6 separate regions of the Mus musculus genome follow, and regions 2, 3, 4, 5 and 6 are each linked to region 1. Evidence: chromatin loops called from intact Hi-C (ENCODE). Cell type or tissue: left cerebral cortex. All regions are shown on one strand. Each heading gives the region's core, and the rest is flanking DNA. Links, peaks and the distances in the headings are about the cores only.

Region 1 (5,178 bases), core at 751-4,750:
TGCCGAGTAGGCTACACTAACTAGCCAGTGAATTTCTAGGGATCTGTCTGCTCTCCCATGTGGCCATCAATGGCACAAGCCACTGTACCCCTAGCTTTTTTACCTGGGTTCTGAAGCAAGCAATTTACTGAACAAGCCATCTCCCCAGCCCTGTAGGCCATTTTTACATTCAGTACTTGCTAGTCATAACTTTTCCCAAGACAGCCTTGAACACACACATACACAAGTCATGTTTATTTTGGTCTAAAGCAATGGGAAAAAAAGAACAATTCAATAAAACAGTAGATAGAGCCAGGCAGTGATGGTGCATGCCTTTAATCCCAGCACTTGGGAGGCAAAGGCAATCAGATTTCTGAGTTTGAGGCCAGCCTGGTCTACAGAGTGAGTTCCAGGACAGCCAGGGCTACACAGAGAAACTCTGTCTCAAAAATAACAAAAAACAAACAAACAGAAACCAGTAGATAGAAGGAAAAGCACAAAGGCTAAAAAAATTCCTCAATTGCAGAGTAGCTACTTGTCAGTGGGCACCATTCTTTTGGTCAGTGAAACAGACTATCACCACATACCTACCACAGGAGTTCACCAGGCTGAATTGTGCCAGACTAACAACTAATCAAAAACAACACTGCAAATTTGGTGACATAATCATCTACATATGGCTAATTGTCACATTAACCCTCTAACATTGATGCTCAGGTTAATGTAATACAAACCCACAAAGGAACTTCAGGTTTTTCTGTTGCTTAGAAATCAGGTGCTTGATGCACAGCCTATAACTTCAGCACTTGGGAGCTAGAGGAGAAGATATCCTGGAACATGAGATTGTCTTAAAACAAAAACAAAACTCAGGTGCTTGGACTGGAGATACTATATACAGCTCAGAGACAGAACATTTACCACATGTACAAAGCCCTGTGTTCCAACCTACAACTGAAAGAAAGGAGAAAGGGGAAGAGGAGCCTGGCACTGGCACAGTATATACCCAGCACTGAAGGGTCTGCCCTGAGGACGAGGCCAACTTGGGTAATTCATCAGACTGCTCTCAGCCGGGCGTGGTGGCACATGCCTTTAATCCCAGCACTCGGGAGGCAGAGGCAGGCGGATTTCTGAGTTCGAGGCCAGCCTGGTCTACAGAGTGAAGTTCCAGGACAGCCAAGGCTACACAGAGAAACCCTGTCTTGAAAAAAACCAAAAAAAAAAAAAAAACAAACAAACAAAAAACAAAAAAAAAACAAAACAAAACAAAACCTGCCCTCAAGTCTGACAACCTGAGCTCCATCCCCAGGACTGGGCAAAGTTGTCCTCTGACCTACACCAATACAGACACACACGATAAATAAGTGTAATAAGGAAGTTATTTATCAAGCAAACGATTCTACAACAGGAACTCTTTGAAAATCCGTTTTCCTTTTTTCTTTTAGGACAGGGTCTTAAATTTCATATTCCTCTGCCTCCACCTCCCAAGTGGCTGGTATTATAAAATCTCTTACAAGTCGAGAAAAGAAAAAAAAAATATATACATATAGTGATATAAAGTACTAAACATACATACATACATACATCCTCCAAACCTTCCATGGCAAAACAGAGCTACATCCAATCGCTCAAATCATCGATAAAAGCAACTGGGGTGGGGGTGAGCAGGTAGGGCTGGGCGCGGACTATCCAACAGACCTCACACATCAAGCCACTTCCCGTAATTCTCATAGCCTGCCTGCACTCAGCATTTACCTTCCTCATACCGTAATCTGATATCCAGGTCTTAACCACATGTAAAACACAGACAGCTATGCTGAAAAGTTCCTATTACAGTATTAGGACAATTGACACTTTCAGCAGTAGTCGTGGATGCTAGACAACAGCCCTAAAGGCTTTAAAGGGGAGAAAACACACAAGACAAGAAACACAAATTGGTAATAAAATGAGAACCCGATTCTCTGAAAAGAGTAACTCCCTAGGCTTAAGAGTAACTGAGGAACAGGTCGACTCCCTTCCAAAGAAAAGGCTTTACTGCCCAGAATGCTATGGCTGAAACCGGAATTCCCGTGAACTAACGGAAGGGAAACGGGGGAAAACCTCTGGATGCGAGATGACCTGAATTCTCTCGGGAAGAAAACCGAGCAAAGCTTAGAAGCGTATCGAGCCCAGAGTCGAGTTTTGGGCCTGCTGCGCCTCAGGGGCATTTTCTAGCAACCTCCAAATTAATCACCATAGAAAAGGCTTCAGTTGTGAGCGCGATGGATGATTCAAAGGGACTTGGGAGAGGAGGAGCCTTCTCAAGAAAAAAAGAGGGAGTCTCAGGAAAAGAACACCCCAGGGGACAGGGAGGAAGTGGCGGGGAGCCCTCGCGCGGGCACCGCCGGCGCGCAAACAACGACGGCCGTGCCGGGGCACTTACGCGGCCGCCTCTTCCGGAGGCCTTCGGCGCGCGGGCGGCCGGCCGAGGTGGAGCCGCCTAGAGAGCCGGGCCGCTCCCGTCTCACACTCTCCGCCTCCCCGGACCCCGACGGCGCCGCGCTACTCGCCCGGCGCCTCAGCGGGTCCCGCCTCCGCGCTTCCGAGTCCGCAGACTCGCCGACCGCGGCTGAGGTGGCGGCAGCCCTGCCCTGGCGCTCCATAGGCGCGCCAAACCGGCCCGCTCCCATCCGCAACAGCCGCCGCTGCCGCCCGAGCCAGCCCCCCAGCGCCGCCTTGCCGCCTCCGCGCAGCCCGCTGGAGCGCAGGCGCACGCCGGCTGCCGCCTTTTCCGTTGCGCCAACGTGCAGCTAGCCAATCCGAGCTGGCTAGGGGCGGGTTCCAGAGGTCTTGTCCAATAGGCTCCCAGACTCCAGCCGAAGAGACCGCGCCACCATCCAACGACAGGCACTCTGGACGGATGAAGGCGGGGTCAGCGCAGGCTGGGAGCGATCGTGGAGGGGCCCAAAGGATTTGAGTGAGGGGCGCCCTCTCTTGTGCATCCGCGAGAGCGGTGGCCAAGCTGCTCCCCTATTCCCTAGAACTCCAGGGAGTCTACTATCTCTTCTCTGTTCACGAATCACTCCTTCCTCCCGCCCAATAGAGCCCCCGAAGCTACTGAGAAGTGTTAACAGAAGGAAGGACTCTGAGCTGCGACTAACCTTAGCCTTTGTCCCCGGGTCTGGTTCTATAGCTGCAGTAGGAGCCACACTACAGTCCACAAAGTACAAGCACCGTCTCTTCCTTTGTGCTATGACTTCATTCCCAGTACCAGAAGGAATGAAAAGACTGAGGTTTGTCTCCATGACAACTGGCGGGAGGAGGTGGATTCTAAATCCTTCACCTACTCCCCTTCCTGAAGAAGGCAGTATGAAGGCTTGGAAGTTAGGTTGGTTGGGGTTGTTGTTGTTGTTGGGGTTTTTGTTTGTTTGTTTTTCTTTAATGTGTTTGAGCATTTTTCATGCATGTATGTCTGTGACCCTGGTGTGTGCCTGATGGTCGCTGAGGGCAGAAGAAATCGAGGGATTTCCCCATATGGATCCCAGGAATCTAACCCAGACCTCTGCAAGAACAGCAAATGCTCTTAATCACTGAACCATAGCTCCAGACCCCTGGGTTTTTACAGAAGATGGATTTTTTTTTTAAATCGTTTGCCCTTCCCAAGTGCCCTAACCCTTGATATCCCACCCAGATATACCCCTGAAGCATTCCCTCAGTCCCTCAATTTTAAGTGACTGAGGCTTTCTCACAATTTCCTAAGTACCTTTCTTGGGAGGAGATAATGTCCCTTGAATAACAGCCCTCTTACCTTCTAACTTACTCCCTCACTAATAGTTCCGGCCTGAGCTTCTCTTGTGAATGCTGAAAAACACTCCCATACTTGCTCCAAACTAGTACCCCACAGTGTAGAATTAACTCTGGAAACCTTATTTCCTAACTTGAAATTCCAGCTTCCGCAGGAACACACACACACACACACACACACACACACACACACACACTGGATCTAACAAAAATCAGGAATGCCCATAACAGAGTAGGACTGCTCTTCAGAAGACCAGGAATCAATTCCCAGCTTCCACATGGCTCACAACCCTCTGTAACTTCTGGCCATTCCACTCTCTCTTCTGGTCCCCCTAGAGTACCAGGCAGCCACATGCTGAAGTAAGAATGCATGCTGCCAGCCTCTCATGCTGTCTCTGTCCCGTGTGTAGCCATTATACCGACCCAAATCACTGGGCTAGAGCCTGAGGAAAGCTCCTTTTAGGCTTTAAGCTAAAATCTTCAGACATCATTGGAATTCTGAATTATGTGTAAACAATAAAGACAAGATAGATGAGACAAAGTGAGAGCCATCAAAGCCCTACTGCTGAACTTAGCATCCCCCCCCCGCCCCCCACCTCCTAGGGCTGGGCATCCAGCCGGAGTGCATTGGATCTACAAGCCTGAAGTGCTTGCTATCAGAGGAAACTGTGTTCTTGCTCCTGGTGTTATCTGCAGACTGGTTAGCTGACTTTTGCCACCATGCCTGGCAACTGAACACACCTCCCTTCTTGTTGATAAGAACGAGGCCCTCTTAGCTAATCCATCTACATTTGTGGCTGCTGCCCCTGTAATGACAGCCACCACTCCCTGCTCCCGCTCCCACTCCCGCTCCTGTTCCTGCTCCTGCAGCCTCAGCCAAAATCGAAGCCAAGGAAGAATCAAGCCAAGGAAGAATCGGAGGAGTGAATGAATATGGGATTTCAACTAATTACAGAACCTTAACCAATCCAACCAGCTTTATTTGTAAAGTATGGAGATCAAGGCTTAAAGACATTTAGATGATGAGGCGACTTACCTAAAAGCAGATAAATTAAAAAATGACAGAGAACAGGGAGAGGAGGATATAGCTCCAGTAGAGAGTCCTTCAAATAGGGGAAGTCTTAGATTCAGACTCCATCATGGCAAAAAGAGAATAGGCAGGGAAGTTATACTATTCTCTGCCTGCATAATCAAAAGAAGGCAGAGACTGGAGCCAAGCATGGTGGTCCATGCCTGTACCTGCAGCACTCAGAAGGTTCCCAGGTTAAAAGCTACCTTGGGCTATGTAGGAAGACCCTATCCCGAGAAGAAAAGGGACAGCACAGATTGAATTATCAATAGATTTCTGAAAACCCACCCCCAGCTTTTTCAAACCATGCCCAGATTTGTTTCTTAAATATAATTCTCACCCTTCACACC
Region 2 (5,178 bases), core at 640-4,639, 150 kb before region 1:
TACTCCTTTGCTCCCACTCGCATGGCCTTACCAGTGCCCCTTGAGCCTCTGTGACGCGCAGGTGCCCAGTCTTCTCTCTCCTCTCCATCTGTTATGGTTTGAATGTGGAATGCCCCCCCCCCCAACAAAACCATGTATTGGAACACTTGGTCCCCAGCTGATGGTGCTGTTTGGTAGTTTCTGGAAGCTTTAGCAGGTGAGCCCTAACAGGGGCCATGTCTGCATCTTGCTCTGGCCCTCCCTTCCATCTTCTCCCTCTGCTTCCGGAACACTGAGAGCTGAAGAATCCCATCTGCTACACATTCCCATAATGCTCTGCCCAAGACCCTCTGAAACAGTGAGCCAAGGTTATCCCTCCTCTCTTAAGTCCTTCTCTCTGGCATTTTGGTCACAGCTGTGTAAATGTAAATAGCACACCATCCAGACCCAATGCTAGGCCTTGTGGAGTGTCGGCCTCCGTAGTAAAGCTCAGCTCGTATGAGTCCCCCCAAAGCAAAAATCATCTCTTCCCACCAAGCCAAAGACTCCCAAGCAATGAAGGCCAATGATGCCAGGTTAAGGACTGACCAAGGATCTCTGTTTTTCCGACTATAAATAAAGTTAGTCCAGGAGACAATGAAATGCCATCCTCTAACAAACAACTCTCACGGACTTAGCTGGGTATCTTTCCTTGGCTGGCAAGAGATAAGGTAAAGATATCATTTTCTCATTCCGTTAAGAACCTCCTTTCAAAGAGTTGTGGTGGCGCACACCTTTAACCCTAACCCTCAGGCACAGTCAGGCAGATTCCTGTAAGCCTGGGGCCAGCCTGGTCTACAGAGTATGCTCCAGGACACCCAAGTCATGTCCAGGGTGCAGTCAGGGTGGCCGGTGCTGAGGACAGGGTGATGGACAGGTGCCTGGAGCTCCTGCGCCCAGACATGTTGACAAACTACAGTCACCCGGACTCTGAGCACCCAAAAGGTATCTGAGATGAAAAACTGTCATTTTCTGGATCAAGTCTCCTCCAGACTTGTGTGGTCCTTGTTGCCACTGAGGTCCATGCGATGTCTGTAATCTGAGCTGCTGCCTCAGGCTGTGTTGACGCCTGGGGTCAGTGTTGCTGCAGGAGGCCATGATATCTGTGGTCTGTTCACCAGAGTCATGCTGATGTTAATGATGCAAAGCTGCCACAAAGGGCCGTGTTGAAGTCTATGGGCTGTGCTGCCACCGGAGGCCATGTTGATGCCCATGACCTGCAAGGCTGCTGCTGCTACAGACGAGGCTGCTTCTTTTGCAGGGGCATCAATGACTGCAGACTCACCTGAGAATAAGAGACGTTGAAGGCTTCTCTGACAACCTATCCCCGTCCCACTCAAAAAGAAACAGTGCAGACAGGAAGCCATTGAAGATTGAGCCCTTACAAACTGTGATAAACATATGATAGGTAGATGCTGAAGTATAGCTCTTCACAGTTGATGGCTTCTGGCTGGGTGGGGGTGGGGGAGGACACATTTTTTTAAGGGGTTGGCCACTGAGAGTTTGGCCATGCTCCAATGCGTACATGGACAACACACATTGGACTTGGTGGATTGTTTTGCTTTGGTTTTTTGTTTTTTGTTTTTTGTTTTTTTTGAGAGTGGGGGAAGGGTGGGAGGGTGGGCCTGGAAGAATAGGGAGCGAGTATGCTGGGATGCAGTGTACGAAATTCCCAAATAATTAATAAAAACATTATGTTGCGGGGGTGGGGAAATTTCCTTTTCTCAGAGTCAAAATAGTACAAGGCATGCACATGGACCACATGGGCACAAAAGGAATGACACTGACATGGGCTTTCTGTCATTGCCACCAGATCAGGTTGGCAAGAAATCCTCATCAATGACCTACAGTCTAAAGCAGCTGTGGAAGGGTCACTGACCCAGAAACCTCAGGTAGACTGAGAAACCCTGGACAGGAGATGACCTGACTGATAACAACTGTGGGGGCTTCCCAACAGGAGATAGGCATCCCAAACCTGATACAACCTACCACTTCCAGGCTGCAGAGGAGCTGATCTGCAGATGGAATCTTCCATCCCCAAAGTTCCCCTTTTTCAGCCTAAAAACCTACAATGCCCTCACACAATACACACTTCATCTCCACTTCCGCAGAGAGACTGCAGCTCTTCAGTCTTGAATAAAGAATAAATCTTTTTCTAGAGAGGCCCACCTCCTTTCTCCTATTTCCAGGTTGCCTCTATCAGTCTTGATCTACTACCTGTATCCAGAGTGTGTATCCATCTCTGTTCATGACATCTACCTCAGGAGATAGCATGCCTAAAACTGCCTGGAGAGATATTGTTTAAAGAGATGTCCTGAGAAAGCCTAGCTGAGGAGCTAGGACCTTGTGGAAGGTTGGAAGCGGTGGTGGTGGAGTGGTAGAGATCTCTTTCTCTTCAAGGGCCTGCCTGGAAGTGCAGAACTGCAGGTGTGGGGCCCGTGAGAGTCAGATGAGCACCCAGATGAATCCAGCAGGTAGCTAATCCCCGTGGAGGGATCCACAGTCCAGTAAAGACCATCCAGAAGAGAGGAGGTAAGAGAGTGGAGTAAAACCAAGGCAGCCCAAGGGAGATGATCCCATGGCTGATGCATTCAGAATCTGCCCTGTACAGAGGAAGTAGCCCTGGAGACCAGCGATGGGGACCTGGCAAATCTTCACGGCAGGTGGACAGACACACAGCTCATCTCCCCCTCCCCAAAGGTCTTCCTTGAGGAAGACATCGCTAAAAAGAGGACAAAGCTGAGACTGACATGAGCCCTGAAGCCTGTTCCCTGGTGAGTCTACATCGGCTCAACAGTGAGCTGCAGAGGCTGCAGTTGCCACAAGGAGGCATCTTTGAGCCTAGGACCAGGCACCCGCACACTCTTCCCCTTGAGATTTTGCTCTGTGGAATCTCAACCAAGGGCTGTTTTCTCTTTCAGTGAGGGTTCCTTGGATTGAGAGGGGGCGCAATGCCTTTACCTCAGTCAACCAAGTTTAAGTGTCGAAACTGGTAGCCTGTGCTCTAATAACCTGACCTTCACATTCTCCTAACCATGGCCTCAGACAGCTGGACTTAGCCCACCATAGCTATGCAGAGCACATGCCATGTATCGGACCTTTGACAAGATAAGGGGTCATTCAGCAAGCAGATTGGAACAGCTCTGTCCCTTCAAGCCAGGTGTGGTGGTACATGTCTATAATCCTGGTAATCAGGAGGCTAAGGCAGGAAGGCAGGCAATTGTGAATTGGAAACCACCCTAAACTATCCAGCAGACATTGTCTAAACAAACACCCTCCTGCCATAATCCCTAGCATTCAGGAGTCAGAATAAGAGTATATTGAGCCGGGCGTGGTGGCGCACGCCTTTAATCCCAGCACTAGGGAGGCAGAGGCAGGCAGATTTCTGAGTTCGAGGACAGCCTGGTCTACAAAGTGAGTTCCAGGACAGCCAGGGCTATACAGAGAAACTCTGTCTCGAAAAACAAAAAAACAAAAAAACAAAAAACAGAGTATATTGAATTTGAGTCCAGTCTGGACTACATAATGAACTCCAGGGCCAGCTAGGCTATATGAAAACACTCTGCCTCAAAAACAAACAAACAAACAAAACATGAACAAAATATACTCATTTATTAAAAAAAACCCACATATCACCTAACTATATGTTGGCTACACAAAATTCACTTCAAATACATTATAGGTGGGCAATAAGAGAAAGGGTGGATGTGTTACACATCACAAACTTAAACGGGCGCAGGAATGGCTATGCTTGTAGCAGAGATACAGATGTGGGAGGATATGAGAGTGAGGCAAATGTCCAAGAACAGTATATAACAATAACATGGTCAATCCAAGAAGACACAGCAATGCTACACGTGTGCAAACAGAGATACAGGGCATATGGAAGGTCAGTTGACATATAGGAAGGAGAAACAAACACATCATAGTTGAAGATTTTAACTTCTCTCTCAGTAACAGACTATCTAGACAGAAAGCCAAGAAGGAGGGCCTAGGGAGAAGGCTTAATAGATTTGATGCACAAGCATAAGGGCCAGAGTTCAAATCCCCAGCACCCATGTAAATGCTAGGCAGAGTAACAGCCCACCTGTCATCCCACGGCTTGGGAGACAGAGACAGAAGTCTGATCCCTGGAGCAAGCTGGCCAGCCAGCCAAGCCAAATCAGTGAGCTTGAATTAGATTTAAGTGAAGACCTACCTCGGCATGTAAAGTGGACAGTGACTGAGGAACCCCCCCTCCCCCGCCCGGCCTCCACACTCATGTGCTCACGTGTGTCCTCCTGCACACTGGGACAATGGTGCCCCCAATTCGTCTGGGAACCTTGAAGAAAGAGTCTGGCCATGCAGACACAGCCATTAAATATGCCCTTAGTGTTGGCCACCACCACAATGATTGTCCTGCTATCTAATGAGCCTGGAGAGGCCTTGAAGGAGAATGTGGGGCCAGGAAGGGAGATCCCCCATGAAGAGGTGTTTATAACACCCAAGCTGTGGAACACCAAACACCACCCTGAAGATGTGGAAAATGTGGAGGCTGCCCTTCAGAGGACACTGAGTGATCTCCAGCTAGAGTACCTGGATCTGTTATTTATATCTTCAAGGAGGAAGACAATCCCTTCCCCAAGAATGCCAATAGAACCATCTGAAATGATCCTGCTCACTGTAAGACTGAAAATGCTCTAGAGACACTAGTAGCAAAGGGGCTGATATGAGCACTAGGCTAGCCCAACTTCAGCAACTGGTAAACTGCTGATACATTCTGAGTGGTCTCTGCATACCTGGATAGGTAGAACGGAATCTATGTCTTGCTCAAGATGATCGTCAACCACTGCCAAGCACATGGCCTTTGCCTTCCCCTGACGTGCTTGGCACCATCATGATGTGCCCAACCTACTAGAAGAACCAGTGGTCCTGGCAGTGTGGTCAATCTTCCGCTAAGATCTTGCTTGGGTAACAGGTTCAGCAGACCGTGATCTGCATTCCCAAAGGAAGACCCACCCTGAATGTGGGTGGCATCATCCCATGAGCCCATGAGCTGGAGTTCCAGACACAGGAGCTGAGCACCAGCATCTCTCTCTCTCTCTCTCTCTCTCTCTCTCTCTCTCTCTCTCTCCCTCCCTCCCTCTCCTTCCTGGCTGAGAATATAACATGCGTACACAC
Region 3 (5,178 bases), core at 472-4,471, 100 kb after region 1:
TGTAGCCCGTCCTTATTCAAAACATATGTGAAGGAAAATTTGAAAAATGCTCTTCATACGAGCTAAGTAGCACTTTATAAAGCTACAACAGGCTATATACCAGAAAACCCTAGATATATTCTTAAGAGAAATACATAGTGCATTTATCAAAAGAAACGCACTAAAATTCAAAAGTAGATGTTATTTTTTGTATCCAGTATCTTTTGCTCAATATTGTCTTTAAGAATATCTATATTTTTGCATTCATTCAGCTTGTCCTTTGTCACTGATATCATTGTATAACAACAGTGTAATTTGTTTATTTTATTGTTGATATATATTTGATTTATTCCTGTTTGAGCTTGGCTCAGTAAGTGTTTTACTGCTGTGAACAGACACTATGACCAAGGCGACTCTTTTTCTTTTGGTTTTTTGAGACAGGGTTTCTCTGTATAGCCCTGGGTGTCCTGGAACTCACTCTGTAGACCAGGCTGGCCTCGAACTCAGGAATCCACCTGCCTCTGCCTCCCAAGTGCTGGGATTAAAGGCATGCGCCACCACGCCAAGGCGACTCTTATAAGGACAACATTTAATTGTGGCTGGCTTACAGGTTCAGAGCTACAGTCCATCATCATCAAGGTGGGAGCATGACAGCATCCAGTCAAGAGGAGCTGAGAGTTCTACATCTTCATCTGAAGGCCACTAGGAGAAGACTGACTTCCAGGCAGCTAGGATGAGGGTCTTAAAAATACATGCCCACAGTGACACACCACTCCAACTAGGCCACACCTACTTCAACAAGGCCACACCTACAAATAGTGCCACTCCCTGGGCCAAGCATATTTAAACCATCACAGGGCCTATTACAAATGCTTTGATACACACACACACACACACACACACACACACACACACAGACACACATGGAACCATGTGTGTGTGCCTGTGCACAAGAGAAATAATGTAATATTTTTAGCATCTATCAAACTTGTTTTTGTTTTTGTTTTTGTTTTTTTGAGACAGGGTTTTTCTATATAGCCCTGGCTGCCCTGGAACTCAATTTGTAGACCAGTCTGGCCTCGAACTCAGAAATCCGCCTGCCTCTGCCTCCTAAGTGCTGGGATTAAAGGCATGTGCCACCACTGCCCTGCTCAAACAAATTTTTATTTGTGTGTGTTTGTGTGTGTGCGTGCATGTGCATGGGCTTGTCTGTATGTGTAACCACATGTGTGCAGAGTCCAAGGATACCAGAAGAGGGAATCAGATCTCTTGGAATTGGAATTACAGGCAGTTGTAAGTGGGTGTTGGGAACCAAATCCTGGTTTATTGGTTTGTTTGTTTCTGAAACAGGGTTTCTCTGTGTAATAGCTCTGGCTGTTCTTGTAGACCAGGCTGGCCTCAAACTCAGAGGTTCACCTGTCTCTGCCTCCCGAGTTCTGAGATTAAAAGTGTGTGCCACCACCACCAGGCTCAAATCCTGGTCTTTTGTTTTGTTTCAAGACAGGGTTTCTCTGTGTAGCCCTGGCTGTCCTGGAACTCACTCTGTAAACCAGGTAGGCCTTGAACTCGGAAATCCACCTGCCTCTGCCTCTCAAGTGCTGGGATTAAAGGCATGTGCCACCACTGACCAGCTCAAATCCTGCTCTTAGAGCAGCAAATTCTCTTATCTACTAAGCATTTCTCTAGCCCCCAAGCATCTATCAACTTTATTACATATTATTAGTTTTCCAAGGAGATTTATTATAGTTTTTTTTTTATTTCATAAAGTTCAGACTACTCAGAGCTGGAAGTGGAGTTTGCCTAACCTGCAGTTGCTCATCTCTTCTCATCTACAGCCCTCAACTCTATAGAGACTGCTGTCCTAGCTTTGGATAATAAGGCCTTGGGCCCAGGAAGCTCCTTATAGGTCTGGGCACTTCTGATGTTGCCATACCGTCTCAGTGCACGGGCCCACTGAGAACAATGAGAAACAGCCATAGAACTTCTATCTTGGTGTTCTGTCGGCACTCAAAGCCTTATTTTCCCCAGGCAACTTTCCAAAACCATTTGTGGCCTTTCCTGGAGACATGTAGCATGCTTTAGTACAGGCAGCTCCATATCACAGGTTTTCCCAGGTACCCAAGATGCTTAGTCTAGGAACATGAGGAGTATTGGCAAGATCAAGAAACCACAGTTCTTTTTGTGTGGTGGTCTCACAGTAAGCTAGGGGTGTCTTGCTTTGGGAGTCTGTTAGCACATTAACTTACCTATCGTACATATTCAGAAAGTATGTTAAAAGGAGTTGACAATTAGAAAATTGCCTCAGACAGTAAACTGTTAGCGATTATTCTGCTTTCGATAGAGCTCACCAAGAGATGGGTTTCAAGTGAAAAGCAGCAAAAGGGAAACAGGAATCCTGAAACTGAAAATCAACACACACCTAGGCAGTAAAATAAACGCGAGAAATAGGAATCAGAGGGGACTATGGTAAACTGACGTTCCAGAAAGGCAGGGACCGCTACCCCCAAAGCCCTTGGTTCTTGTTTTGAATGTAAATGTGAGAATGTGTTGTTAGATCTGATATTTCAAAAGAAGACTGGAAATGAGAATCCTTTGTGAAGAAGTAGGATGAGGGGCAAGAAGATGGGAAGAAAAGTATTTATAAAAGTCTCCGGGGGCTATACATCTGCAGGCTGCTTTTGCCTGGCGTGGTGGCCTTCAGGATACTTTGGAGGCACTGTCTGCTGACTTGGAAAAGAACAGATATGGAACACACCACGGGGCTTCTGGAAAGGTGGGAGTAGGGGTTGAGTAGGCTGGGATTAGAATGAAAAGTTCTCAATGTCCGCTCTGGAGGACAGAATTTTCTCAACAGTAGGGAGCGCACGTACCATCCAAAACAACGATAAAAAGTTTGAGAAGCCCTGCTGAAGACAGCAGGGAAGCACTGGGCCCTCTGAAGTAACGCTATGAAAACAATAGCACAGAAAGACTATTTGTTACCAGCGTGCGAACACAAGATCCGAGTCAGGTTAACAGCCATAAGGACACGGAAGAGTCGGACCTTGAGGACTCTTACAGGCAGCGACCACATTCTATCGGAAAAACAAGCAAGCTCTCAGCGGTCCAAGGCCTGTCTCCGCTAGTTAAGTTGGAAGGATCGGGAACCTGTGTGTTCTGACTGCTCTTTCGGCACTTTAAACCTCTTGTCCTAATCAGTGTATATAAGGATAGAGATAGTCGCACACGGACAGGTGGGCCTGTGGCAAAAATCCACAAGCCTTAGTAAGTGCTCTACGAAGACGCCCACACCCTGTCGGGTGGGTCGAGACGCATCCCGCTGCCATGGCGACCGCCTCCTTGGAGACCAGGAGCAGAAGCTCCTGTCCCCGGGGGCGCCCGCGTACGCTCCCTTCCCCCCTTCCTACGCCGCGTGCCTTCTTTGTTCTAATGCTTATTTGGAATAGGGAATGGGTGGGAAAGGAAGACCGAAATCCAGACTCAGTCCAGTAGGAAAGGTGACTGCTTAACTCCTAGACAAAACTGCCGCGGATCGGAAACCTCATGGGGAAGGTCGCTCTGGTCGGTTTCCAGCAGCGGTTCCAACATAGCTCCCATCCCGCTTCATCACCCAAGCTCGTGCCGCTGGGGTGACGTCGACTCGTGGGGCTCAGCCTCCGCGCACACGTGATGTGGAATCTCGTCGTTAATTGGTGGATCTCAGAGACAGCTCATTGGTCTGAAGTGCCCTAGCCCCGCCCCTCAACGCCCCTCAAGCCAATGAAGGAGGAGAGGGCGTGGCGCGAGGCTGATGCGGCGCGGGGCTCTTCCTCGCGCTCTCCAGCCCGTTCTGCTGCTGCTACCGCCGCCTCCGCGGTCGTTTCTGACCGCCTGGCCGCGGGGCTCGCCTGCAAGGTGAGATGGGCCCTCCGGGCTCCGTCTAGTTCACCAGAGACGGCTCCTGGGTCTGAGATCCTCAGCTGTGCTGGAGCTGGAGGCTTTGCTTTCTAGCCTGAGGAACTCTGTAGAAGCGGGATGGGGTGGGGGATGTGGGGTCCTGGGTACAAATGACGGTTAGCGGGCAGGGTACAAGTGACACCTGAGGGTGGGGGCGTAAATGTGGCTGACGTCCCGTTCCTACCTGGTCCTCGTGGCTCTATGTGACCTTGGAAGAGTAGCCTCTGAGCCTCCGGTGCCCGGGCACGATCATGAGGAGGATGTTGATGTTGGGAGTGTCGGCTCCAGAGACTCCTGCGTCAGCCTGGCGAGCTCAGAGAGCGCAGGGCATTATCTCAGATGGACAGATCCGCGGCCTTGCTCTTGGTGTGGGTACGTCTGAGGCCCGTTCTGCTGCTCTTGTCCCCTGAGAAAACAATAACACTGAGGTGGGGCGTGCCACACCCACAGGGATGGCGGTAGGAAAGGCCAGAGGGCCAGAGCCAGAGCCTCTCCAGTGTCTCACAGAAATGGTTGGATTTAGGTTCTGGACCAGTGCTCCTGTTAGTGAACAGGGCTCGGTTGGACAGCTTGAGTCTTTCCTCTTTAATCTTGGTGGTGGGATGTGAAGGTAGGGCATTGCTTTGCACTGGGGTGGGGTGGGGTGGGCTGGGTGGGTGGTGGGTGGGTGGGTGGGGGGTAGGAGCAGCTTTCACCCGTGTCTCTGCTTCTTGGGTGAAAGAGTCAATCTAGAGGCCAGATGAATCCAAGCAGCCTCCTTTGATGTCAGAGGGGGATGTGGGAAGTGAATGCTAGGCAGAGGAGAACCACACAGGTTGGTAGACAGGAGGGACTAACACCCTTTTCACAGGTCAACCCTTCCCTCCACTGTTTGTGAGAGTAAACACCTATTACCGTCCTTGCATCCCTGGCTTTGGGGAAGGGGGCTCCAAAGATAGGTCAAGGCTGAGGAGATGAAAGATTGCTTCCACATGCGACCTCCATGTAGCACTCCCTGTCTGAGACTTCAGTGGGTGTTCTTTGAGCTTTAAGGGGAGGTTGGATAAGTGCTTCTGCTGGGCTGATGATTGAGCTGTGACTGGGTCCCTGGATGGGTGTAGGGGAGGTGGTAGGAAGAATTGAAGGTTGTTTACTGCTCTGACATAGAAAGGGCTTTTATGGGGTTGGGAATGGTGGTTGAAGAATGATTCAGAGAGGAGACGGTAAAAGGTTTGGGGCTGTGCTCCCAGCCACACAGCACAACGCAAGCTGAAATTGGCTCTG
Region 4 (5,178 bases), core at 1-4,000, 53 kb after region 1:
CAAACTATATATATATATATATATATATATATATATATATATATATACACACACACACACATACATACAATTCCCAGAACATATTCCCAGTGCAGTAAATACTAACTACCATGATAATAACATTCTTTCTTTAGCTCCTCTTCATAGTGATACTTTATAAACAATGGAGGACAACTGGGGGAAACATTCAGATTTTTGGTCTTCCTGTTTGCCTGTCCTATTCCAGTGTCCCTTATTACTACCTCTGTGTTCAATGAAGCTTGGAGCTGGGCTGTGTGATTACCTGGCCACTGCCAAAATCTGTTCCTTGCGGAAGAGCCTGTCCCTTTCTGCACCATGTGACCGTGGATCATCGGGTGATTTCTCAGCACCAAAGACACAGGAATAGAGCACTCGGCAAAGGCCTGTATCTTCCAAATTCGGGGCCCTCAGAGTGTGGATGAGGAAAGCGTGGACCATAGCTCCAGGGTGGGTGCTCCAGGAAAGCCAGAGACCTAGATGGTGAAAGTGAATCCCCTGCTAAGGAGGCACCCTAATGAGGGGTGTGGCCTGGGAGTGTGTCCAGAGATTGTGTGGCTAGACAGCGATCACCATCTAGATCTGCCTAGCCTCTGAATAATCTAGTGCCTGCTCTGCATCACAGAACAAGGGCCATCCATAGCTGGACATATCTCCTATGTCGCTAAACCTACTTCTGCAAAACTGTCAGGGAATCTCCAAATGCATACGGGTCATGCGAGTGCAGGAAAAACTGAGAACTAAAAAAAAAAAAATCAGAGACCACAGCTGAATGCCAAGTCTGCTCCCGGAACAAAATAACCCAGCCTCCATACCGGGCTCCATTGAGACAACTTTTAGTATGGAGTGTGAGAGGGGAGTCTTCATCAGTGACACTTGGTTTTGAATGCAGGAACATGTCTTTGTTTTAGGAAACACTCAAGAAAATACCTCTAAAATGCCGCATCTGCAACCGATTCACATCGGCTGGGACAGAGTGAGCGGGGCAAACCTTACCCAAAGGGATCTACCGAGATAACCGAAATCATTTCAAAAAGAAAGACGTGGTGGCACGTACCTGAAATCCCAACCCTCGGGAGGCGGAGGCAAGAGAATCAGGAATTCAAGTCAGCCACAGATACACAGAGAGAGAGCCTGGCCGCTCTGGGCAAAGCGAGAGTGGCAGCCCCCGGTCTCAAGGCTGAGGAGAAACAGTGTTTAGCCACAGCTAAAGCTAAACAGACCAAGAATTCAAAGTTACCCAACAGGAAATTTAGCAAGCCCGCTTCAGGAAGGGAACCTAGATTTGCAGACTTTGACCTCTGGTCACCCTTCTGCCGCCAGCTGAGCGCGTCATTACCCCAGGGCACCACGTCCTCCTCCCACTATCTGCCCCAGTTGCGTCACTGCCTCGCGCGGGCAGCAGCGGCGCGCTGAACTCTGGGGTTTGTAGTTCAGCCATGGGCCTGTGGTCCCGGCGTGGTCCTCGACTTCCCGAGGACGTACACGCTTCTGACCAGCCGATCCCCTCGGCTGCGGGGGCGCCCTGGAGGGCTCATGGCTACGGAAAGCTTCTTTGAAGGCGCTAGAAAGCCCTTGATCAGCTGCGGCCTGGCCACTGCGAGGGCGACCGCCAGGGGGCGCTGAGGACCCCGGCGGCGTGCGCGGAACTGTCCAAGGAAGCCTCCGCTCGGCTGTCCTCAGGCCAAGCTCTGTGCAGTAGTAATGACCGAATTGCAGGAGCAGAAGTCTGCCTGCTGAAACGCAGTCATGAGTTTACATTTGAACCAATGGCCCAAGAGGTGTTTGGGACACACACATTCCTTTAACTCTGAAAGGCATGGGAATTCCTTAGGCTTTCTAAGGCAGGTCTACAGTCACTTGACTAGTGTCTGAGGACAAAAAGAAAGATTTGAGTGGCCCAGGCAGGGGTTCTGAAGAAAGCCCCTCATTAAGGACTGCATCCTGAACCCTCTAGGCCATAAGAACTAGGGCAGTTTCAGGGGACTGGTACTGCATATGCTGCGAGTGTTTCGATCTCAGATGCAATACAAAAGGATGGGTCCAGGCAGAGTGGTGTCTCAATCAGAGAGCTAGGGAGTTATGTTTGCTCCATTCTTGGCAGAAGTTCCTTGTCCCCGGTCCCTATCACTCTGGGCCAGGCCTCATGTCTGCCAGCAGATTGTAGCAAAGAACTGGCAGAGAGGTCTGTGGCAGCTGGGGGGCCACTTGGCATTGAGAGCATGATATCCTGGCCTCTCTTCACTGTTCAGACAGTCCATATCAAGTCCCAAAACCACTGGAAACTACTAATCTTGTGTGGGATGTGGGGAGAAGAATGCACTGAGCCAGTACCCTGGAGGACAGTGGGGGACCCAGGCAGAGGTGGTACAACAGATGACTTCCCTGGTCAGTGCTGGAGGCAGGCAGAACTGGAGGGCTCACCTGATGTGGGTGTGCCCTGGGAGATACTTGCCCTGTGGCCATTGGCCTCTTTTGACCTTTGCTTCAGAGAGTCTGTTGGGTCCCTGGAAACATGCGTGCATGCCACCTCAGACATGGTCAAAAGCAGCCAGCCTAACAGTGTCTACTTCATGTTAGCAATGTGCCTGGCCATCTAGCAAACCCACTGAAGTAATAATTTACTTTGAATTCTTCCTTCTTCCTCTCTCTCTCTCTCTCTCTCTCTCTCTCTCTCTCTCTCTCTCTCTCTCTCTCTCTCTCTTTCTTTCTCTTTTTGAGATCCTCAGAGATCCATCTGCCTGCCTTGAATTTTGAATTTAAAGGGAGCTGAGAGCCAGGCACTACACCTTCAATCCTAGCACTGGAAATGCAGAGGCAGATGGATCTTTGTGAGTTTGACACCAGTTAAGGATACATAGATCCTTCTTAAAAAATAGATAAGGTGGTGGCAAAAGCCTTTAATCCCAGCACTTGAGAGGCAAAGGTAGGCAGATCTCTGTGAGTTTGAAGCCAGCCTGGTCTAAAGAGAGAGTTCCAGAATGGCCAAAGCTACACAGAGAAACCCTGCCTCAACAAACAAAGAATAAAAAAATAAAAATAAATAAACAAATAGGCTAAGAATATAATAGAATCCCTCCCTGGCACTAGAATAACACAAGGCTTGAGTTAGACATGGGTCAGATTTATAATAGGGAAAGAAACTTGGGTGTGGTCTCTCATTTGGCAGATGACTAAGTCACACATCACAGTGCAAAATGGAAAGTCTTTGGATCCTGAGCTCTGCTTCCCACAGCCTGTGCATGGAGGGAAGGGAGGAGGGGAGAACCTGAACAAGATGGTGAAGGGTGGACATGATCTGAGAGAACAGACACGCTGCCGCTGTCACAAGAATGCTTTCCCTGGGAGACCCAAACAAATATTTACTGTTTCTGTGTACAGCATGACAACAATGGAAGATTCCACTAGAGCCTGACTTGGGGAAAGAATGAGTTCCACCAGCCTATTTATCAGCCGAGCGCAGGGGGAGGGGCTGGCTAGTCCAGTAGGCAGTCTATGTAAGTGATCAGTTTCAGGCTGTACACATGCAGCGGAGGAAGCCAGAGTTGCTAGTATTTGCACACACTGTTCAGTTGTTAATACACATGTATACATTGACTCCTCTTGTGCCTGGCCCATATGGGCAATAGCTTTGCTAATTTCTTTCTTTTTTTTTTTTTTTAAAGATTTATTTATTTATTATAAGTACACTGTAGCTGTCTTCAGACACTCCAGAAGAGGGAGTCAGATCTCATTACAGATGGTTGTGAGCCACCATGTGGTTGCTGGGATTTGAACTCTGGACCTTCGGAAGAGCAGTCGGGTGCTCTTACCCACTGAGCCATCTCACCAGCCCAGCTTTGCTAATTTCTTATGAGTCAATTGGCCTTGGAGTCTTTGACAAAATACACATTGGGTCAGGATGCCACTGGCTCAGGGCCCCCTCCACTCCCTGTGGGAATGCTAACAGTCAGCAGGCAGGATTTTGAGGGTCTCCTAAAAAGAGCTGCGGCTGTTCTGTTGAAGATGAAGGCTCTTATACTTGGAGGAGAGCATTCTACAAGTCTGAATGCTTGTAATTATAGCACTTGGAGGTGAAGGCAAGAAGATCAACCTGAGCTACACAAGACGCTCTCTGACATGGAAGTCAGGAGGAAGAGGGAAGCCTCCTACCCATTCCTGAGCTGACCATCATCCTCTGGGTCCTTCTAGCGGGTTCTATGTGGGCAAGTGCAGTAGCCACAGCAGGTGGGAGTTAAAGAGAAGTAACAGATTCACTAATGGAAAGAATCCAAGCATTGACCCTGCAGGCACAATCTGCGGAGACTGCATAGGGGAGGTGATAGCTACCATCTAAGTTGTAGCAAGTGTAAGTAGTGGGAGAAGCCAGTCCCTCTAGATACAGACTTTCAAAGTCTTCCTGCTTTATCTCAAGTCCCATGAAAAATTCCTCACTGGCACTGGGGCTCTGAAGAAACCACCTAAGACAGGGTTCAAAAGAGCTGTAGTTTTACATAGATGTGATGCACAGACAAGCATGAAGGCAAAAACACTCATACACATAAAAATAAATTGTTCTTAAACTGTAATTTTGTTCAGGTCGTGGTACTTACAGTGTCATTCTCTGACCTTTTGCAACCCTCAGCCATCTGATCCGTGTCCACTGAGGAAGAAAGACCTAGATGCAGACAGTAATGATGAAGAGCAGCCTGGGGCCTGGAAGTGCTGTGGTCATGCCACATGATGACCATATACCCGTATGTGATGAAACCACTTCAGGGCTCTCGCTCATGGGGCCAAAAGTGTCCCTAACTGACACAGCATGGGAAGTGGGCAGAGGGGAGCCCAGCACCTAGTAGGGACTCAGAAATCCACAGGCAGATGAGGAAGACATTTCCTAACCCTGGTATGTCAGCTACTGATGGCAGCTCAGGGACTAGGGATGGTTTGGAGATGGGTCAGGGCAGCCACTGGGTTCTAGGGCCTTCCCTGGGGACAAAGCAGGATCGTCTGAGTAGGCTGGGGCAATGTGTTACATATTGGCTGTGTGGGCTTTCCATTAGCCTAGCATCTGAGGCAGGGTTGGGTACACAATAGGTTCAGACATGGAATTCCATGTATGTATGACAGGCAGAGGAGCTGAGAAGGAACAGAAGGTAATAAGTTACTACCACAAAACCA
Region 5 (5,178 bases), core at 574-4,573, 89 kb before region 1:
GCAACCAGGACCACCTGGCCAGGTGTGATACCACCCACAGTGGTTCATGCCCTCTCATGTCAACCAGTAATCTAGAAAATGTTCTGCAGACTCACCTACAAGCAATCTAATGGAAGCATCTTCTCGATTGAGGCTTCTCTTCCCAGATAGCACTAGCTGTGTGGATATGACATAAAGCTCTAGCCAGTACAACCACTGACATATTTTCCAAAGGAGATTCCTGGTGTGTATAGGTTTACAGTCGGTGGCAGGTGATATGCTTACAAGGGGTGGGTCCTCCCACATCAATCATTAATCAAGCATATGCCCCACAGAGGTGCCTTCAGTCCAGCCTGAAGGAGGTAATTCTTCAACTGGGGTAACCTCTCCCCGGACAACTCTAGTTTGTGCGACACTTCTCTTGAATGCAGTAAAAGAAAGCCTGAGATAGTAATCCAAGCCCTTGAGTATCTTCACTCACGTGGCCTGCAGCTCCGTTGTAGTGTGTCCTGAATATTTCTTTCTTTCTTTTTTTTTTTATTTTGCTTTGCTGCTCCCCCCCCCCCCCTTGCTTTGCTTCAACTAAATTTTCTTGCTACTTTTACACATCGGTGAGAGCTTTTATTTCAATTCCTTGAACAAGAGACCAAGAATATGAAAGCTTTGTACCCTAATGTCGGTACTGATCTGCCTTAGCCTATGTGCCAAGGTGACAGAATTAGGTAGGACTTTTAAGCTGGCAACAACACAGCAGGGATCCTGAGAGCAGAGGTAGAAGGGGGGCGGGGGAAGGAGGGGGAGAGGAGGGAAGAGGAGGGCAGGGGAGAGGTGGGGAGGAGAGAAGGGAAATAGCTCACAGGTGTTGGCCTGATTTGGAGAGAGAGGAAGTTGGGTCGAGGGTCTGTGATTAAACATTCTGAGTCCTTCTTACTTCCCCTTTCCTAGGAAATGTATGGTTTACTAAAGCTGGAGGAATGGGCTGGTGGGCATTTTCCATGATGAATTTAAAGTCACAAACTAGTTATGGTTTATAGAAGGATTGGGGGCGGGGGGGGGGGGGGAAATACCTCCCAGGGAAATGGGAAGTTAAGGGAGGGAGGCCTGAGGTGCGGTACCCACACCCTCTGCTAATCCGTTTTAGCAGTGGTAGCTATGAGAACTCCTGCATGCTTTCGCTGACCTGCTAGAATTTAGGCAAGGGCTCAGTGCTCCCAAATCCTGAGTCAGTTTGTCTGTAGTGTAGAATAGGAGCTGGGGGTCGAGAGTAATGAGTAGATGTAATTAAATAAAGGACACACTGTTTCTTAAATATATTTCCTTCCACTGTCTGTACAGGCGCAGCAGGTGGAAGATCTAACTAGGGGTACCTCACCTTTGAGGACTCTTGGGCCGGATGCTACGAGAAGCGAAGCTTTACTTTTTTAACTCTTACGAACGTCCACATACACGGAAAACACTACACAGCGGAGAAGATATGAACCTTATAGCTGGGCATCACGAATCAATCCTCTAGAGCAGCCAGTAGCCCAGCGGAAGGGACGCCGCGCCTGCGCACTTGCCGACAATGAAGCCGCGCGCCCTCAGTGAGGAGGCGGGACTTGCCCGGGCATCCGGGTCCCACACCCCGCCCCCGCGGCATGAATGAGAGGCGCGGCGCCGCCCCTCCCCCGCCGGGCCCGCCCCTCGCCGGGGCCGCAGCTAAGCAGTCGCTACCGCCAGCTCAGCGGCTCGGACTCACGGACGCGGCTCTAGCAGTTCACCGCAAGAAGCTGACTCCGGGCGCCGCCGCCCGCACGCCCGCTGCCCGTCGCCCGGGTGAGTGAGGGGAGGGCTGGGCCTGAGCGCCGCGCGGCTGAGGCTGAAGCGCAGGCTCCGCAGGTCCGGCTCTGGGATGCTGAGGGCAGCGCGCCGGCCTCGCACCCCCTCCGAGACCGGGGTCCGTGGGTTAGTCCCCACATACAGGCACAAAGGGCGGCGCGGGCTGTCACCCGGAGGTCACCTCGGGCTGGGCCCGGGCGGGGGAGGCGGGATGGGCGGAGGATGGAGGAGCCGCTGCCTCTGCGTCGGTGGTGGGGACCGACGCTGGTCTCGGGGGGTGCGGTGTGGCAGTGGTTTTCTGGTCCCGAGCCACTCCTTCTTTTGTGGTGCTTGTCTCGTGCCTGGTTGTCACACCGTGCAAGGCACACTGAGACCTCTCTGGTTGGCTTATTTATTAATGAAAGTCATATGGCGGCCTCATCATTTGTGGGTGGGGGGCGTGCGTGCACCCACAGGCCAGAGAATTAGTGACCCTGCTTTGTTTCCGGAGACCTTAGTGGTGTGTGTCCTGTGAAATGAGACCGTCTGAGATCGTCGTAAAGGGCAGAAGGAAAAGAGGTGTAAAGATAACTTCATCTTTACCCCTTCGTCTCTGGTGTTATTTCAGATAACAGGTCTTTTGGTGTTTCGTTGTTTCTCATTGTAAAACCAGTGGGTCTGTTCATTGAAAGTGTGAGTCTGCATTCTTATGTCTCTGTATATTTAGAACACTTTCTTTTACGATTAATGGTGATCTATTTACGTAGCGGCGGTACGCCGGCATCCTGAACATTGTTTTCTGGGCTTAGTTCATGATAATAGGTCTTTGTGCTTGTGTACCTATCTATAGGAATACTCCCAATATATCTAGGGCACTGCTTTCCCCACTCTTCCATACAGACAGATTATGTTTCTTGCCTTTCTGCTCTAATAAGAGGTGGTCTAGCAGGTTCTTTCCACCTTCTTGTCAGTCCGGTCGTCGCCCTCCCCGCCCCCGCCCCGCACCCCTTAATGCTTTGGCAAAGGATATTACCTAAATATTACCGTGGTATGCACCCTAGCTTTGATCTGAATTTTTGTGTGTTTGGTTGTGCAGCCTAGCTGAACAGATCATCTTACATGACTTATCAGAAAGCACCCCTTTTTTCCTCCATTGTTTGTCTTCATTCCCCCTCGCCCCTGCTCCTGGTTCCCCCCTTCTCCGTCCCCAAAGAGGCTAGGAAGCGCTGCTGGGTTCCATAGGCTTTAACTTGATAGGGTGTGTTCACTTAGACAGTTAAAAAGAGGTATTTAAGATAGGCAGGTGTGGCCGAAAATGCCTTCTCTGGACTTGGGAGGAAGAGGCAGTAGGATCTCTGTGGTTTCAAGGCCAGTCTGATTTACATAGTAATTTCCAGGCCATAACACAGAATGAGACCTTGTCTCAATAAACAACAAACTTTTCCTTGTTATCTTGTTTTAAGCAAGATTATTTGAATTTTAGAAGATAGTTATTACTCTAGTTGGATAATGATATTTTTGTTTCTTTTTTACCCTTCTAATTTTGTAGAGTGAAAAAGCACATTTTTGAAATATTTTTGTTATGATCTTTTGATTCAAAATAGTGGAGGTAAAAAAAATGCAGTTTATATATGAATAATTGAGTGGGTTCAGTTTTCTTTAAGATTCTCTTCAAGATTACTTATTTTTGAGTCACATATATTTTCATCCCTGGTAAAATTTCAGTACAAAATGACATGTAAACCTCCACAACATCTGTTTATGTATAGACTCTGCCTGAAACATTTGCTTTTAATTTGAAGGAAAGTTTCCACTGGTTGGATGACAATCCATTATTCTTAATGAAATTCTTGCTTTATGCATCTTTCTTTCGTGAACTGTGGGTCACAATCCAATATGGGATTGCATAACTGTGGGAGTCACAAACATTAGCAATCAAAAGTTTCTGAATGTTAAGTGATCAGAAATTAATTCAAGGGACCAAACACGAAGTACTTGCTTAGCATGCACAACACCCTGGATTTGATCCCTTGGACGGAATTAACTAGATTTGCTGGCCCATACCTGTAATCCATCTCCCTTTGGGAGATTGACTATATAGTGAATTTGAGGCCAGTCTGGGATACAAGAGATCCTGACGAGACCCTGCTAAAATAATAATAATTCGCAACCAAACACGTAATAGATCTTCGATGTGTTGGTATCACACAGGACTTCCCTGCAGCCTTGCTTTGGTAGGCCTGGTACCTCACATGCTGTTGTAGTACACTCTGCCAGGGAATGTGGCCTGAATAGCCTCAGGTCAGACTCTAGGCTATTGTCCCTTACAATCACCGTGGTTTTGTTTGTTTTGTTTGTTTGTTTGTTTCTGTTTTTTTTCTGAACATAGAAAGTTTTATGAACCTACAGAAACATTAAAAGCTGGGTGTATGGTGATCGCCTTTAACCTCAGCACTCAGGAGGGAGAAGCAAGGTGGACCTCTTTGAATTCCAGGGCAGCTAGGACTACATAATACAGATCAGTCTCAAGCAAACAAAAGACATAATGGTTTAATAAAAGAAAAACAGGCTTACTATTTTCCCACTGTCATTCCTCTCAGCATGTAAGTATAACATTACTGTACCTGGGACTGAAGAGGTTGCTCAGTGATGAGTACATCTGCTCTGGCAAGTAAGTTTACATACCCACACAGGCTGCTGGCTCACACCTTTAATCCCAGCAAAGACCAGCCTGGTCTACAGAGTGAGTTCCAGGACAGCCAAGGCTACACAGAGAAACCTTGTCTTCAAAAACTAATCAAAACCAAAACAAGAACAAAACTTTAAAGAAAGAGCAAAATACGGAATGTATTGTGTTTAAATATTTATCTTTTGGCTTTGTTTTTGTTTTTTTTGAGACCCATCTCACTGCATAGACCTCACAGTGATCTGTATGCTTGCCTCTACCAACCAAGTGGTGGGATTAAAGGCATCCACAGCCATACCTGGCTTGAAGTGGTAATTTGAAAAAAAAAAAAAAAATCAAATAGTCAGGAAGCAGCAGCAGGCTTCTATCACAGATAGATTTCTGTGAGTTCAAGGCCAGCCAGGGTTAAATACAACTCAAACAAAAAGCTGTTTGAGTTGCTAACTTGAATTTCATCCAAAAAGAAATATATTGGGCCTGGAGAGATAACTCAGTGGTTAAGAGCACTGACTGCTCTTCCAGAGGTCCTAAGTTCAATTCCCAGCAATCACATGACGGCTCACAACCACCTGTAATAGGATGCCCTCTTCTGGTGTATCTGAAGAGAGTGACTGTGTACTCATACATAAATAAATAAATCTTTAAAAAAAAAAGAAATATATTATTTGAATTTTGGCTTGGGGTTGGGTTTCCAACAACTTCAGATTGTTAGTTAT
Region 6 (5,178 bases), core at 804-4,803, 82 kb after region 1:
TTAGAAGAATGCTTTTGTCCTTGAGTTTCTGAGTCACGGGTTCTCTCTGTAGAACTTGCCCTGTAGACCAGACAGGCTTCAGAAATTGGCCTCTTGAATGCTGGGATTAAAGGTGTGTGCCAATACACCCAGCTTAGAATAATGCTTTTTATATCTTGGGTGGGAAAGGCCTCTGTGTAAGATCCAAAACCAGAAGCAATATAGCAGAGTGTGTAGCCAGATCGGCCAACTTGGAGATTGCAAGTAGTCTCATAAACTTGGAAATCACAAGTAGTCTCTAAAACGTTTTCTAAGCTCAGAGATGTGTGGCAACTCAAGAGAGACTTTTATAATATACCTATCAGAGATTTTACATTCAGAGCACATGTGGGGTCTTTTTGTTTTGTTTTGTTTTGTTTTGTTTTTTGAGACACGGTTTCTTTGTGTAGTTCTAGCAGTCCTGGAACTCTGTGTAGACCAGGCTAGTCTTGAACTCACAGAAATTCACTTGCTTCTGCCTCCCAAGCACTGAGATTAAAGGTCTGTGCCACCACTATTTGACTAAAGTGGAGTTCTTAAAGGTCGGAAAAATACGGTTGGGGGTAGAGCATACAATTGGCAAACATGAGGCCCTAAGTTTGATCCTTATGGCACATGTAGAAGGGAAAAGACCAGCATGAGAAATGTGGACAAAGGCAGAGACACTCAGGATCCAATATGTACATGGAAAGTGAAATGTGTATCCGAAGAGTAGGGAGTCACACTCTCTTCTCTGGCCTCGCAGAACACAACACTGACCTGATTTCTGATTCTGTCTTTATCAGTTTCTCCTAAGTGTGTTGTTCTAGAGCCCTTAACCCAGAAGCTCCCAGGGCTCTATCCTTGGTTCTCTTTGTTTCTTGACCTAAAGCTTTGTCTACCCCAGCTCCTCAGCCCGTTATCCTGGAGGCTGCTCTTTCAAGACTTTTTAAAACATGGCAACCTATCAAAACCCTCACCAAAGGGCTCAAGGGTCTATGCAGAAAAGAAGGTAAAATGATGTTTAAGAGACAGAAGTGAGGGCTGGAGAGATGGCTCAGTGGTTAAGAGCACTGACTGCTCTTCCAGAGGTCCTGAGTTCTATTCTCAGAAACCGTATGGTGGCTCATAACCATCTGTAATGGGATCTGATGCCCTCTTCTGGTGTGTCTGAAGACAGCTATAGTGTACTCATATACATAAAATAAATCTTGGAAAAAAAAAAAAGAGCCAGAGGTGAGAGATGATTCCACAGAAATAGTGACTTCCACACACAACAGGATTGATACACATATGAACTCACAGTATGCACATGGCCTGCACAGGTTCAAGGCAGACCAGGTCCCAGCACTGAAAGGGAAAGTGGACAAAGTGTCCCATACCAAACCAAGATGCTCTCTGCAACTGATACCCACTGGCAAAGGGACAATCAGGGTTTTTTTCCCCATGGAATGTCAGAGTATATCAACCACACTCAAGGGCAGATCCACGCCCAGGTGTAGTTGGTCAACACAAAATGAACTCAATGGTATTTTTGTAGACTTTTTTGGGTATTTGTTTGTTTGTTTGTTTGTTTTACTGGTCTTTTGCTTGTTTGTTTTGAGTTTTGTCTTTGTAGAGTTCTCTCTCTCTCTCTCTCTCTCTCTCTCTCTCTCTCGTTTCTTGGGTTGTCTGGTATGGTGGTACATGCTTTAGTCCCAACACTGGGGAGGCAAAAGCAGGAGAATCTCCATGAGTTTCAGACCATAACAGGTCAATACAGAGTTCCAGGTCAGCCAAGGCTATATAATGAGACTCTGCTCAAACAAAACGAAAACAGGCAAGCAAAACACTGCACTGTGCGCACTGCCTCAAGGGTTCATCACTTTCGTGTTTGGTCCTGCAGGAGGAGGTTTTAAGATTTATTTGTACAGATGTTTATGTACATACGCATTTTTGTAGTTTTAGATATGGCTACTTGCATGGGGAGGGGGGAACCAATAACACCCAGATGTTAATAGTGTTTATGGATTTGAATTACTAGATCTTGTTTATTTTTGTTTTTCAAGAAAGTGGTATTCTGCATAACAAACAGCCCTGGAGACCAGGCTTGGCTCAACCTCCACCTACCTCTGTCTCCCTCATGCTGGGATTAAGGCATGCGCCATCACAAAAATTGCTAGAATTTTTAAAATGTCATTAACACCATCAAGTGGATTTAAATGCTATGTTGTCTTTACAATAACATAACTGCGTAACCATAGATTGGCTCTTTCACATTTGGAAGAGTATACACCATTAAAGTTCATGTTAGGTGTCTGAGAAAAAGGCGCAGCACTTAAAGTGCACAGGCTGCTCTCAAGAGGTTTGGATCCCAGCACCCATGTTGCAATTCATAATTACCTGCAATCCTACTCCTGTCTGAAGCCCTCTTCTGGTCTGCTTGGGCATCTGCATGCAGGAGCGCCTACACACAGGCAGACATTCACATGCATAAAGACAATTATTTAAAAAGAAGCATACAGACAATTGCATTTACACGTAGCAAAAAATCCTAATCGCTTGACGCCAACCAATTAAAACGCAGTCTAAGCAGCCTGATGCCAGCTAGCCGCCTCTGGAGGAAAGAGCAGACCGGAGAGCACCAAAAGGTCCCTGCGCATCTGTCCAGGTGCCTAAGTGCGTTTTGTCTCTGCCGATGACCTTTCCCGCGCGTGGCCGAGGCGCACAGTCCGGGCCTCAGCGCCCCCGGCGGCGGGTCCGGGCAGCGGCGCGGGGTCCGGGAGGCGGCGCCCAGCGTCCCCCCGCTTCCCGCGAGATCCCGCGCGCGCTCCGCCCCGCGCCGCGCCGCGCTCCCCGCTGGGCACGTCCTGCCGCCCGCGCCGCTCGCCACCGCCCGCCGCCGCCCCGCGAGCCGCTTTGTCTCGGGCGGGGCGCGCGGAGAGGCCACCAGGTGCCCCCCCCGCCGCGGGCCCGGGCCCCCCGCCCCGGGGCGGCGACGGCGGTGCCGGGCCCCGGGGCGGAGGGCGCGCCGGGATGGGCCCCAAGCGGCGGCAGCTGACGTTCCGGGAGAAGTCGCGGATCATCCAGGAGGTGGAGGAGAACCCGGACCTACGCAAGGGCGAGATCGCGCGGCGCTTCAACATCCCGCCGTCCACGCTGAGCACCATCCTGAAGAACAAGCGCGCCATCCTGGCGTCGGAGCGCAAGTACGGAGTGGCCTCCACCTGCCGCAAGACCAACAAGCTGTCCCCGTACGACAAGCTGGAGGGGCTTCTCATCGCTTGGTTCCAGCAGATCCGCGCCGCCGGGCTGCCGGTCAAGGGCATCATCCTGAAAGAGAAGGCGCTGCGGATAGCGGAGGAGCTGGGCATGGACGACTTCACTGCTTCCAACGGCTGGCTGGATCGCTTCCGCAGGCGCCACGGTGTAGTGGCCTGCAGCGGCGTGACCCGTTCTCGGGCGCGAAGCTCTGCCCCTCGGGCCCCAGCGGCACCTGCCGGCCCAGCCACGGTGCCCTCCGAGGGCAGCGGTGGGAGCACACCCGGCTGGCACACGAGGGAGGAGCAGCCGCCGTCGGTAGCTGAGGGCTACGCCTCGCAGGACGTGTTCAGCGCCACCGAGACCAGCCTGTGGTACGACTTTCTGTCGGACCAGGCCTCAGGGCTCTGGGGAGGTGATGGACCGGCGCGCCAGGCCACCCAGCGCCTTAGCGTTTTGCTGTGCGCCAACGCCGATGGCAGCGAGAAGCTTCCCCCACTGGTCGCAGGCAAATCTGCCAAGCCCCGTGCAGGGCAAGGTGGTCTGCCCTGCGACTACACTGCCAACTCGAAGGGTGGAGTCACCACCCAGGCTCTGGCTAAGTACTTGAAAGCTCTGGACACTCGAATGGCAGCAGAATCTCGTCGGGTCCTTCTGCTGGCCGGCCGTCTGGCTGCCCAGTCCTTGGACACCTCGGGCCTGCGGCACGTGCAGCTGGCCTTCTTCCCTCCTGGCACCGTGCATCCTTTGGAGCGAGGAGTGGTCCAACAGGTGAAGGGCCACTACCGCCAGGCGATGTTGCTCAAGGCCATGGCAGCACTCGAGGGCCAGGATCCCTCAGGCTTGCAACTGGGCCTTGTGGAGGCCCTGCACTTTGTGGCTGCAGCCTGGCAGGCAGTGGAGCCCTCGGACATAGCAACTTGCTTTCGTGAGGCGGGTTTTGGAGGTGGCCTTAATGCCACTATCACCACTTCCTTCAAGAGTGAGGGAGAGGAAGAGGAGGAAGAGGAGGAGGAAGAAGAGGAGGAGGAGGAAGAGGAGGGTGAAGGGGAAGAGGAGGAGGAAGAGGAAGAAGAAGGGGAGGAGGAAGGAGGGGAAGGAGAGGAGGAAGGAGAGGAAGAGGTAGAAGAGGAAGGTGAGGTTGATGATAGTGATGAAGAGGAGGAAGAAAGTTCCTCTGAGGGTTTAGAGGCTGAAGACTGGGCCCAGGGAGTAGTGGAAGCCAGTGGTGGTTTTGGGGGTTATAGTGTCCAGGAAGAGGCCCAGTTCCCCACTCTCCATTTCCTGGAAGGAGGAGAGGACTCTGACTCAGACAGTGATGAAGAGGAGGACGATGAAGAGGAGGATGAGGAGGATGAAGATGAGGAGGATGATGAGGATGGTGATGAGGTCCCTGTGCCCAGCTTTGGGGAGGCCATGGCTTACTTTGCCATGGTCAAGAGGTACCTGACCTCCTTCCCCATCGATGACCGAGTGCAGAGTCACATCCTTCATTTGGAACACGATCTGGTCCACGTGACTAGGAAGAACCATGCCAGGCAGGCGGGAGTTCGGGGTCTTGGACATCAAAGCTGAGCTGCTGGACATAGCTGTACCCCAGCCCAGATGGGCTGCTCCTGCCCAAGGCAGAGAACTCTGGGCAGCTGCTGGAGATGGCTGGAGAAGCCCAGGGCTTTCAGCAACGCTTCGCCAGGTTCCAGGCTCCAGGCTCTGAGACAGGCCCAGGGGCTGAGGTCCCCCTCACTGCTGTTGCCTCTTTCTCAGAATCCTCTTTCCTCCCCATTAGTCCCTGGGCTCAGGGCACTGGATGGGTGGGGAGCTGTCCGGTGCTACCACACCATGCCATCAGTGGGCTAGATCACAGCAGCAGCCAGGGTTGGGTCCTGGAAGCTCTTGGCCAGAGAGTGCCTCTCCCCCTGCCACCCAACCAGGTCTTTGGTG

Evidence for each region. A loop is a pair of places that touch in the nucleus more often than their neighbours do. Peaks named below come from ENCODE experiments on the same cell type or tissue, not always from the same donor. Only the 100,000 strongest peaks of a DNase experiment are listed, where the experiment ranks them.
Region 2: it touches region 1 in a loop (3-fold over the local background); 14 of 42 quality-filtered maps call a loop at or near these places.
Region 3: it touches region 1 in a loop (2.3-fold over the local background); 11 of 42 quality-filtered maps call a loop at or near these places.
Region 4: a loop joins it to region 1, with 7 times the contacts of the local background. A loop is called at or near these places in 12 of 42 quality-filtered maps.
Region 5: a loop joins it to region 1, with 7 times the contacts of the local background. A loop is called at or near these places in 6 of 42 quality-filtered maps.
Region 6: a loop joins it to region 1, with 4 times the contacts of the local background. A loop is called at or near these places in 19 of 42 quality-filtered maps.

Annotation. Positions count from the first base shown.
Region 1 is chr2:131,260,036-131,265,213 of GRCm38, reverse strand. Pank2 (pantothenate kinase 2) reads right to left here and starts at 2,714. Exons shown (of 7, transcript NM_153501.2): 1 at 2,399-2,714. The coding sequence starts at 2,645. In left cerebral cortex, for the core only: a CTCF peak has its summit at 2,864; DNase peaks (open chromatin) are centred at 2,809, 3,221, 3,710, 4,599 and 1 more place; H3K4me3 peaks cover 2,502 bases; H3K27ac peaks cover 2,558 bases.
Region 2 is chr2:131,414,358-131,419,535 of GRCm38, reverse strand. It overlaps the pseudogene LOC115489428. Among named protein-coding and RNA genes, the nearest start is that of Rnf24, 64 kb to the right of the region's middle. In left cerebral cortex, for the core only: a CTCF peak has its summit at 2,850 (motif pointing right); DNase peaks (open chromatin) are centred at 2,572 and 2,846.
Region 3 is chr2:131,158,648-131,163,825 of GRCm38, reverse strand. 1700037H04Rik (RIKEN cDNA 1700037H04 gene) reads left to right here and starts at 3,745. Exons shown (of 6, transcript NM_026091.3): 1 at 3,745-3,873. Gm14232 (a long non-coding RNA gene) reads right to left here. Exons shown (of 3, transcript XR_003954063.1): 2 at 4,100-4,321. In left cerebral cortex, for the core only: a CTCF peak has its summit at 2,827; DNase peaks (open chromatin) are centred at 2,887, 3,336, 3,669 and 4,185; H3K4me3 peaks cover 1,674 bases; H3K27ac peaks cover 1,322 bases.
Region 4 is chr2:131,206,579-131,211,756 of GRCm38, reverse strand. It overlaps Ap5s1 (adaptor-related protein 5 complex, sigma 1 subunit), which reads right to left and starts at 1,397. Exons shown (of 3, transcript NM_001291031.1): 1 at 1,076-1,397; 2 at 284-494. The coding sequence starts at 459. In left cerebral cortex, for the core only: a CTCF peak has its summit at 1,613 (motif pointing right); DNase peaks (open chromatin) are centred at 545 and 1,476; H3K4me3 peaks cover 1,870 bases; H3K27ac peaks cover 2,279 bases.
Region 5 is chr2:131,349,352-131,354,529 of GRCm38, reverse strand. It overlaps Rnf24 (ring finger protein 24), which reads left to right and starts at 1,638. Exons shown (of 6, transcript NM_178607.4): 1 at 1,638-1,794. Gm30590 (a long non-coding RNA gene) reads right to left here and starts at 1,698. Exons shown (of 2, transcript XR_374984.2): 1 at 1,352-1,698. In left cerebral cortex, for the core only: no CTCF peak of the experiment used is centred there; DNase peaks (open chromatin) are centred at 1,571, 2,500 and 2,978; H3K4me3 peaks cover 2,488 bases; H3K27ac peaks cover 2,041 bases.
Region 6 is chr2:131,177,711-131,182,888 of GRCm38, reverse strand. Cenpb (centromere protein B) reads left to right here and starts at 2,822. Exons shown (of 1, transcript NM_007682.3): 1 at 2,822-5,178. The coding sequence starts at 3,013. The coding sequence ends at 4,812. In left cerebral cortex, for the core only: CTCF peaks have their summits at 2,448 (motif pointing left) and 2,670; DNase peaks (open chromatin) are centred at 2,640, 3,162 and 3,565; H3K4me3 peaks cover 2,345 bases; H3K27ac peaks cover 1,743 bases.